2 separate regions of the Homo sapiens genome follow, and region 1 is linked to region 2. A link is an interaction called in ENCODE POLR2A ChIA-PET data of the cell type or tissue named here. Cell type or tissue: PC-9. All regions are shown on one strand. Each heading gives the region's core, and the rest is flanking DNA. Links, peaks and the distances in the headings are about the cores only.

Region 1 (5,391 bases), core at 60-5,059, 100 kb before region 2:
ATTGAACCTGACAGTTCCACGTTCCGAATAATGAAAAGAAACTATGAAACTGAATGATCTAATAAAGCTTTGGAAGAAATATTTCACAAAATGCTTCTGAGGTACACATATAGTCACACTTAATATTGTGATGAGCATTTTGTTTCATATACTTACACACACAAAAATATTTTCTATGTAAGAGTCCAAACTCCACTGTCTAAAGGGTTTTTTTTGATTGTGCAAACACGTAAGTAGAAGCAAGCTTTTCTTTTAGCTTTTTAGAAAAACAATAAGTATAAGGAATATAAATATAGGCTGGGCACAGTGGCTCACGCCTGTAATCCCAGCACTTTGGGAGGCCAAGGCAGGCAGATCACCTGAGATCAGGAGTTTGAGACTGGCCTGACCAATATGGCGAAACCCCGTCTCTACTAAAAATACAAAAATCAGCTGGGTGTGGTGGCGGGTACCTGTAGTCCCAGCTACTCAGGAGGCTGAGACAGGAGAATTGCTTGAACCCAGGAAGCGGAGGTTGCAGTGAGCTGAGATCATGCCAGCCTGGGCAACACAGTAAGACTCTGTCTCAAAAAATATATATATATATAAACTATTTTTTTTCTCAGTTATAATTTTCCAAATTAGAGTTAAAATATTCTCCCAGTGTGGCAGTGTAGTTCCTTAAGATATCTGGTGGGCAAAGTGGTGATGGGGACTGGGGAAAGGTGGATATTGGAGATAAAGAGTATGTACAGTTTACTGTAAATAGGACTTTCCAGTTTAGAGGGGAAAATGGCAGAAACAACAGTTGCGGGGGTGGGGAAATAGGGAAAAGAAAGAAACCAGACCACCTTCTAAAATGTTTGCAGGCATTTTCATGTTCTGTAAGACTCAGGAGAAGGAGAAGCAAAATAAGAGAGGGGAGGGAGAAAGGAGACTCAGGAAGGAAAAAGGAGAATTTAAGACTCATCTTGGTCTGGATCTTCAAGTTTTTGAAACCCCAGATTAACCCACAATGTCACCACCCAGCAAAGTAGACACACACACACAAACACACACATACACATACACACACACAATGTGCATCTGCATTAGACACAAGGATAATCTCTGAAATCCTCAAAGCATACATAATGAAAGGCAGGGAAACCATCCAAGCATTGAGTGCTTTCACAGGTCCTTTGAGTTAATATTTTTATTATTCAGCTAATCAAATAAAGCTGAAATACATCTCCTGATTTCTAAGGCAACATAAAGCGACATGTAAAATCATAGCTTACCTCTTTTAAAGTATTGGGGTTAACGGGAAACCCTTTCCCCCCAGAGAGGCTGGAGTATTTCTTTTCCAAATTACAAAGATTCTCCTTTTCCTGAAGGAATACAAAACCTATTAAACTTAAAAGTCAACCTTCGATGCAACTGAGAAGCATGGTGACTTTGCATTAGAGACTAACATCAGATTCTCACATATTTCCCCCATTTCTATTTCCTCTCATCATACTCAGTCAAAATTTCAAATCTGTATACTAGAGGTCATCTTCTGCTAGCTGATATGCTGCATGAGTTGTTTCCAAACATACTTAGCAATATAACCTTTAATTCCTAATAAATTTTATAGAGTCATTTAAAAATGTGTTTAAAATAAAATTTTAAAAACATTATTTTCAGCCAGGTGTGATGGCTCACGCCTGTAATCCCCAGCACTTTGGGAGGCTGAGGCGGGCAGATCATGAGGTCGAGATTGAGACCATCCTGGCTAACATGGTGAAACCTTGTCTCTACTAAAAATACAAAAAAATTAGCCAGGCGTGGTGGCAGGCACCTGTAGTCCCAGCTACTCAGGAGGCTGAGGCAGGAGAATGGCATGAGGCGGAGGTTGCAGTGAGCCGAGATCGCGCCACTGCACTGCAGCCTGGGAGACAGAGCAAGATTCTGTCTAAGAAAAAACAAAACAAACAAAAAAAAAACCAACAAAAATTATTTTCTAATGTCTTTTTCTTTTAATCCTTCCAAATAACACATAATTGTTGATGATGTAATATCACATGATGTTGTTGATGACATAATATCTGATGATGTAATATCACAACCCAGTGATATATTTTCTTTTGGGAACTTTATGGTGTTAGCTTTTACATTTGTCTATGATTCATCTTGAATTAATTTGGTATTAAGCAACATTTATGGGTCACTTTTTTATTGTGCTATAATTTGTATATGTGTCCTTGCCATGGCTGGGGCTAAAATATTTTTAATTAAAAAAAAAAGTGCATTCAGTGAAATGCATAGATCTTAAGTATATAAATTTATGAGTTTGAACAAATGGAATAATATCCTAGACAAGATAAAGAGCATTTCTGTCACCCCAATCATTTCCTCATGCCCCTACCTGTCAACTTCCACCCTTATGAGCAAGCATTGTTCTGATTTCCACGGCCTTAACACTAGTTTTGCCTGTGTTATAAAGTGTTTGCCTACTTATAAAATGTAACCACTTTATATAAATGGAATCATACAATATGCATTCTTTTGTGTCAGCCCTCTTTCACTCCATGTTACAGGCATCAGTAGTTCACTGTTTTTTATTGTTGAGGAGTCCTGTATTATATAAATATACCTAACAATTTGCTTATCCATGCTCCTATTGATGGATATTTAGGTTTTCTAGTTTTGTTTTGTTTTGTTTACTATTATGGAAAAAACTACTTTAAACAGTCTTGAAGAAGTTTTATATGAAGACATGTTTTCATTTATATTGTGTAAATATCTAGAAGTGGAGTTGCTGGGTCATAGATGGATGTTAAAATAAACTTCTATAAAGTTCTGTGAAAGGACTGTATATTTTACACTCAAGTCAGCAATGTATGAAAGTTCTAGTTGCTTCATATTCTTGTCAACATTTGAGATTTTCACTTCTTTAGTCATTTTAGTTTATGAGATGGAATTAAATTGTTGTTCTAATTCATATTGCCTTGATGACTAATGATGAGTATTTTCCCATGTAACTTTTCGGTTCTTCATATACGTTCTTTGGTAAAATCTTTATTCAAGACTTTTGCCTGTTTTTTAAAAAAATTTATTGATGTATTGCTATTATTATTGATGTGTACAGGTTCTTAATATGTTGTGGATACAAGTCTTTTGTCATTTCTTTTAAAAATTTTTGCTTACTCAAGGCTATAAAAGTAAACTTTCACTCTTATATTTTGTTCTGGAAGCTTTATCATTTTAATTTTTATATTGAGGTCTCTGATATATCTTGAATGAATTTACATATATCATATGACAATATTGAGGTTTACTTTTTTTTCCATGTTGACTCAGTTGATCCAGCATCATTTCTTTGAAAGAATTGTTTTGGTGCCTTTGTCAAAAATCAAAAGACAGTATATATGTATGGGTCCATTTTTGGACTTATAGTTCAGTTTCATTGATCTATTTAATATACATGTATTTGTATGGCAGTACCACCCTGCCTTAAATGGCTCCAGAGTAAACCTTGAAATAAGAGTACAAATCCTCCAACTTTGTTCTCGTTCAAAGTTGTTTTGGCTGTTCTAGGCTCTTTGCATTTTCATATGCAGTTGATTATTGGTGGTAACTATGTTATATAATTTTGCCACGAACACTGAAATTAGTGAATACTGAACCACTGCCCCTAAAACAATACAGGGTTGGGTTCCTGCAAGCCTCTAGTCACAATATTTTCATCAACTGATCAATACTGAACTTTGTTTCATGTGTGTTTCCGTTTGAAGACACTTACTTAATATTACATATTATATACCATTATATATTAATATTAACATATTATACTATATATTATTATTTGTATATTAAGATATATATTGCTGATTCATTAACCTTGAACTGACAGTCAGCAACACTATAACAGCGTGAATGAAGTTCATCTAAGACACGTATTTTCTCCATAAGGCCCTTCACAGCCTTCTTGCATTTAGAAGCACTTCACTGCACTTAGTCACTATGCTTGGGAGGCATTTTATGCAGCAAATCACCAACAAAAAACAAAAACGTAAAAACATGGCATTAAATAATCCACAAAAATAACACTCATTTACAGTATGAGAGAGAAAACAAGAAGGCGGGATGCTCCCTTGTTCAACCTCAGCTGGGAATGTGCATATTGGCCAACTCAAAATTTTCACCACTCCAGGTATTTCTGTGAATGACTGCAAAAGTGCCACAAGTATCAATTTAGAGGTTACAAATACATTTTAGCAAGTAGACATAATCACAAACATAGAATCCCTGAATAATGAAGATCAACTGTAAATTTTAGCATCAACTTGTCAATTTCTAGAAAAAAGTCTGTTGGGATTTTGATTGGGATTAAAATGTATCTATAGATCAGTTTAGAAAAATAAAAATCTTAATACTTATAGACCACAATTTTTACAATCTAATTGTATCTTATATATTTTAATAGGAAAATATTATATCTGTGATTGTGCTTACCCATTTTATAAAATCTATCACTGGGAGTTTTTCTCTATTTTGGCTAAAATTTTAAATATTAAATACTACATATTACACTATCTAAGTTAACCTGTGACTTTGAATATTGTGTTCCAAAGGTAAAATAGTAGTGAGGATGCTAATGGAAACAGATTTCATCCCCAGAGCAAGGGATAGAGAGGGAAAATACAACTCCATTCAGAGACTTCGAGGTGGGAAAAAGAGGAAGATGGAAGTTGTCAGAAATATGTGCGGGCTGCTGGGGCACCCCAAATGGGCTTATAATTCTATGTGAAGGATCTATTTCCTCTCTCTTCTCCTTTTGTTTTGTTTTGTTTTGTTTTGTTTTTTTGAGACAGGGTCTCACTCTGTTGCTCAGGCTGGAGTGCAGTGGCATGATCTTGGCTTACTGAAACCTCTGCCTCCCAGATTCAAGTGATTCTCCTGCCTCAGCCTTCTGAGTAGCTGGGATCAAGGTGTGTGCTACCATGCCCAGCTAATTTTTTGTATTTTTGGTAGACATAGAGTTTTTCCATGTTGGCCAGACTGGTCTTGAACTCCTGGCCTCAAGTGATCTGCCTGCTTCAACCTCCCAAAATGCTGGGATTGTAGGCATGAGCCATGGTGTCAGGCCTTCCCCTTTCCTCTTAACCTAAAATAGCTAAGAAGGGAATGAATACTCATTTATTTTAGGTGGGACTATGGTACAGCTTCATCCTTTAATACTTCCTTCTGGATTTGGTCTTTCTCTGCATGCCATTCTCATGGTCCCAAGTGTCATATTGCTAATGCAGTGGCATAAATGCAGGGTTCAGATCTGAGACTAGCCCCATTAACTTTAATGTTTGGTGTCTTATTGCTGAAATGATACCGGGGTCATGTCAGAGAGTTAGGCTACGGCTTGCTTTTCAATGTCTTTGGGCAAAGAAATCC
Region 2 (5,391 bases), core at 235-5,234:
TGTTGCACATCACCAACTCCATCTTCCTTGGGCACCTCTCTCTTGGTATCCTCCTCCTCCATCAGGATCTTCTGCTGAATCTCAAAGGATAAACTGGGATCAGTGCCAGCCTGCACACAGCAAGAAAAGAGAGGTACCATGATTGGAAAGCTGAATTGACCTCTGAAAACTCAAGGTCAACAGAACTTCATCTGTTGAACTCAGATGTTTAACATCCGGGGAAACTAACTACTGCTGAAGTTGAAAAACAGACGTCCTGGATCACTCTGTTATTCCACTGCTATCTTCCCTGTAAAACAACAGAACTTCGCCACCACCAGCACCACTGACAACAAAAGCACACTTTTATCTAGAATAGACAAATCTGGCAAACAAGTAATGGACAATGCTTAAACCAAAAGAGGAACCAGTTTCTTAGCATAGTTATTTCTTCTTGGGCATGTTGCTGCTTATTTTCTATTTTTCATCCCCTGCTTTTTATTTACCAGCCACCCTGTTAGGTACTTTGTCTTTACTATTTCTTCTACTTTTTACAAATCCCATAGTTTTTTTTTTTTTTTTTTTTTTTTTTTTTTTGAGACAGAGTCTTGCTCTGTCACCCAGGCTGGAGTGCAGTGGCGTGATCTTGGCTCACTGCAACCTCCACCTCCCGGATTCAAGCAATTCTCCTGCGTCAGCCTCCTGAGTAGGTGGGATTACAGGCATGTGCCACCAGGCCTGGCTAATTTTTTTGTATTTTTAGTAGAGACGGGGTTTCACCATATTGGCCAGGCTGGTCTCGAACTCCTGACCTTGTAATCCACCCACCTCGACCTTCCAAAGTGCTGGGATTACAGGCATGAGCCACTGCTCCCGGCACAAATTCTATATTATAGGGAAAGAAACCAGTGTCCTTGTTCTCAAGAGCTTCCCAAAGAGTTCCTGACTTTAAGTCCGGATTCCTGCAGCTGACATATCTGATATTCTCTGTAGACACAGGGGAGCCCCAGGAGATAACCTGGTCCCACTATCATGTAAGTAAGGCCTCCCATTTGTTGTACACCTAGTATGCCAAATATTGTCCCACTTGATTCTCACAATGTCTCTAAGACTAAGTGCTGTCATTTTTTTCTTTAACAAATGAGGAGCCAGAGACTGAAGAGGAATAATTAGAGAGTTATCAAAAGTCACATAACCAGTGATGTACATTACCTAATAAGGGGACAATCACCATCTCCTATTCAAATGCTAAAACATACCAGGTTTTGTTTATATTGCTCTTGGTATATTAAGGAGAATGAACCTTAATGGTGGCAGAATTGGAGGTAGAAAAATAAGTTAGAGGTCTATACAATAATTCAGGGGAGAGATGCTAAGAAACTAAACTAAAGGCATTTGTGTACAATAGTGAGATGCAGACTGTATGATATACCTGAGAGGTACAACGCATCAAGCCAACATGATTTATTGATTCTAGAAGGTGTGTACAGGGGAGAGAGAGTTTGATTTGGGTAAGTGACGGATGATGGTGCCATTATCTACGAACAGAAATATTGAAAGTAGAACAGATGTGGGGTGAGGAGGGGAATTTAATTCTGGACATGTTGAATTGAAATATATCTGTAGGGCATCCAAGTGAAGTGCAGGGTAGAGAACAAGATTAGAGATGTATATTTGGAGGATGCAGATCAAGACAAGTTTGTTTTTGTTTTTTTTCAAAATGGGAGGGAGCAAGGCAAACTGTCTCATAGGCTGAGAGAGATGTTAAAGATCTAGGAAACAGAGAGATTAAGTGACAGAGGAATGTCCTGGGAGAATAGAGAGAGGATGAGGTCAAGAATCCAGCTGGAGTGTTGGTCTTGACTAGAATAAGCTCTTTTTATCTCAAGAGCATGGGTAGTGAAAGCAGGTAAGGGTAGATGCCAATGTAGGTCAACAGCTATGTGATGGGAAGGTTACAATTAGAGGATTTTTACATTACTGAGTTTTTTACGTACTGAGTTTACATACATTGTTTTTGTCTATGAAGAACAAGGCCAAGTCTTCCATTGAAAGTGTACTATTTAGGAGATAACTGTTGAAATATAAACTTCCATAAGTTATACTTAAAAGAAGCTTTAAAAACTTTTGTGCTATAAGCAATACCATCAAAAAAGTGAAATGAGAGCCCACAGAGCAGGAGAAAATGTTTGTAAATTATATATCTGATAAGGGATTTGTAGCTAGAGTATTTGTAAAACTCTTAAAATTCAAAATACTTGGCAAAGCATGGTGGCTCACTGCTGTAATCCCAACACTTTGGGAGGCTGAGGCAGGAGGATCACTTGAGCCCAGGATTTCAAGACCAGCCCAGGCAACATAGAGAGATCCTGTCTGTACCAAAGATTTTAAAAAATTAGCCAGGCATGCTGCCATGTGCCTGTGTTCCCAGCTACTTGGAGGTTGAGGCAGGAGGATGGCTTGAGCCCTGGAGTTAAGAGCTGCAGTGAGCTCTGATCATGCTACTGTGCTCCAGCCTGGGCAACAGAGCAAGACGCTGTCTAATAAAAAAATCAAAATACTCAAAGGATTTGAGTAGACATTGCTCCGAAGGAGATATACTGAACATCTTTAGCCATTTGGGAAAGGCACATCAATACCACAATATGATACCATTTCATACCCACTGGGATGGCTATAATAAAAAAGACAGATTGTAACAAGTATTGGAGAGAATGGAGAAATTGGAGCACTCATAGGGTGTTTGTGGAAATACAAAATGCCTCTTTGGATCACAATCTGCCAGTTTCTCTAAAGGTTAACAGGGCTGCCATAAAATCCAGAAATTCCACTCCTACGTATATACCCCAAAGAAATGAAAACATATGTTCTCACAAAAACTCATATGTAAATGTTCATGGTGTCGTTATTTGTAATAGCAAAAAATGGAAACAACTCAGATGTATTTCAAAAGGTGAATGGATAAAGCGTGATTTATCTATACAATGGAATATTATTCAGCAATACAAAGGAATAAAGTACTGACAATGCTTCAACATGGATGAACTTTGAAAACATGCTAAATGAAAGAAGGTAGTCACAAAAGATCACATATTACATGATTACATTTATATGAACTGTTCAGAATAGTTAAATCTATAGAGACAGAAAATAGATTTGTGGTTGCCTGGAAGTGGATGTAGGGAAGAGATGAAAGAGGAATAGAGAGTGCTGCTAATGGGTGTGGATTTTCTTTTGAGAGGAAAATATTCTAAAGTTAGCTTCTGGATGACTCTTTGAATATATTAAAAACCATTGAATTGTAAACTTTAAGTAGGTGAATTATATGGTCTGTGAGTTATATCTCAATAAAAGCTGTTTTTTAAAAAAAGAAGCTTCACAGAAGATTTTTAGGGCAGTGAAAATACTCCGTAAGATACTGTAATAGTGGATACAGGTTATTATATATTTGTCTAAACCCATAGAATGTACAATACCAAGAGTGAACCCTAATGTAAACTATGGATTTTGTGTGATGGCAATGCATCAATATATAGGTTCACCAGTTCACCAGTTGTAACACACATACCACCCTGGCGGGGATGTTAATAAGGGGAAAGGCCATGTTTGTGTGAGGATGGGGATATATGAGAAATCTCTGTACCTTCATCTCAATTTTGCTGTGAACCAAAAAATAGTCTTTAAAGAAAAAAAAGCAGAAGCTTAAAGTCTAAGGAAAAGATTGTTGATGGAGGCAAGAAGTGAACACTGCTAAAGACCAGATAATAATAATGGCCATTATATTTGAGCAGTTATAAGCCAGGTACTGTGCTAAGTGTTTTACCTACATTATCTCCTTTATAACTTCACTATAACCCTATAAGGTACTTTTCCCTAAATTTACAGAAATGCAATTAAAGCTGAGAAAAATAAAGAACTTGTCCAAAGTCAATAGTAAGAAAGATAGGAAGACAAAATGCAGACCTAGATCTGTGTGAGTCTGTTCCTTAATACATGTACTGTGCTGTCTCCCACAAGCTTTGCTTTGCTTTCTAACTCTGACTTTCTAGGTTCCGCACAAATGCCAACATCTTCAGGCCAATTTCTTTTTCCAGGGCATTCCTACAGTGCTCTAGGTCTATCAGTCTTAGAGTGGTAGACAGCATTTCTACCTCTACAGTCTAATGAAGAGTTGCAGAATCAACACATTCATAATAAAAATGTTGTGGAATAAATGTATTGATAAATGTTCACTCTCCTTAACTCCTCCACACGCAGGAGTCTTAGAAGCCCAGCTGACACCCTGTACAGAGTGATTTCCTGATGTTCAGAGCACTTACAGCCAGAGTAACTGAGAGCCCAACCCAGAGAAAACGCATCTCTTTATTCTATTTGAAGAGGTTATGAGTGAGAAGAAAAGAACAAAAGTTGATCTCAACTGTTAGATAGAGAGACAATGCCCATACTCATTCACCTGTCAAGGTGGTTCTGGAGTTCTACAATCTTGATGCAACCTTCCACCTTTCCTCACATAATAACTGCAGATATACCTAAATTAGTTCCTGGTATGTAGGAGGGGTTCAAGAAGTTTCCTCTTCCTTTTTCATTCCTTTACAGTTCCCCCCTCCTCCTACTCCTACTCAATAACCATGAAAAGCTCACTGTTTAAATTCAAACCCCTTCTCTACTAAAAATACAGCTAAAAATTAGCTGGGTGTGATGGCGGGTGCCTGTAGTCCCAGCTACTCAGGAGGCTGAGGGATGAGAATCGCTTTAACCTGGGAGGCAGAGGTTGCAGTGAGCCAAGATCACGCCATTGCACTCCAGCCTGGGCGACAGAGTGAGACTCCGTCTCAAAAATAAATACACAAAATTAATTAATTAAATAAAATTATAAATTCAAACTTCTAGTCTGGAATGGAGTAACTATAAAAGAAGAGAAAAAATACAAACCTAGCTCCCTAGATTAGCTGCCTAAACTCCTCTGTGGCCTGGTAATCATGACAAAATGGTATTGGGGACTATCTGCCTGCTGATGAAACTATGACATCTGTCCACATATGTCTTTATGCATTATTATAATGTGAGAGGCAGTAGAAGAAAAGTAGTTCTTTTTAATAAAATAGGGTATACCAGTGTTTACGTGAGCTTACATTGTGTCAGGCATTGTACTGAAGTCTGTATAGACATCTTGTCATTTTATTCTCACACAATCTTTTGAGTAGGTTCGTCTAATTGATAGGCAAGAAAATTGAGGGCAGAAGAGGAGGAATAACTTCTCTAAGGTCACCTAGTCAGTAAGAGAGGAGTCAGCAACCTCCCCTTAATTTATGTGGCCCTAAGACAGGTCTATTTCTGTGTTAGATTGTCTCTTTATCTTTTCTGTTATCATCAAGCTCCCTTTCATGGAAACTGTTCTCCTAAAAGTGGTAT

Evidence for each region. Peaks named below come from ENCODE experiments on the same cell type or tissue, not always from the same donor. Only the 100,000 strongest peaks of a DNase experiment are listed, where the experiment ranks them.
Region 1: POLR2A ChIA-PET joins it to region 2 with 6 read pairs; 3 of 35 experiments call an interaction of 5 or more read pairs at or near these places.

Annotation. Positions count from the first base shown.
Region 1 is chr3:111,941,226-111,946,616 of GRCh38, reverse strand. It overlaps PHLDB2 (pleckstrin homology like domain family B member 2), which reads right to left. Exons shown (of 18, transcript NM_001134438.2): 9 at 1,260-1,349. Among named protein-coding and RNA genes, the nearest start is that of ABHD10, 35 kb to the left of the region's middle. In PC-9, for the core only: no CTCF peak of the experiment used is centred there; a DNase peak (open chromatin) is centred at 2,116; H3K27ac peaks cover 1,906 bases.
Region 2 is chr3:111,840,540-111,845,930 of GRCh38, reverse strand. All of the region lies in intron 1 of LOC105374040 (a long non-coding RNA gene), which reads left to right. It also overlaps a transcript of PHLDB2 not described here. Among named protein-coding and RNA genes, the nearest start is that of PHLDB2, 16 kb to the left of the region's middle. In PC-9, for the core only: no CTCF peak of the experiment used is centred there; no DNase peak of the experiment used is centred there; H3K27ac peaks cover 252 bases.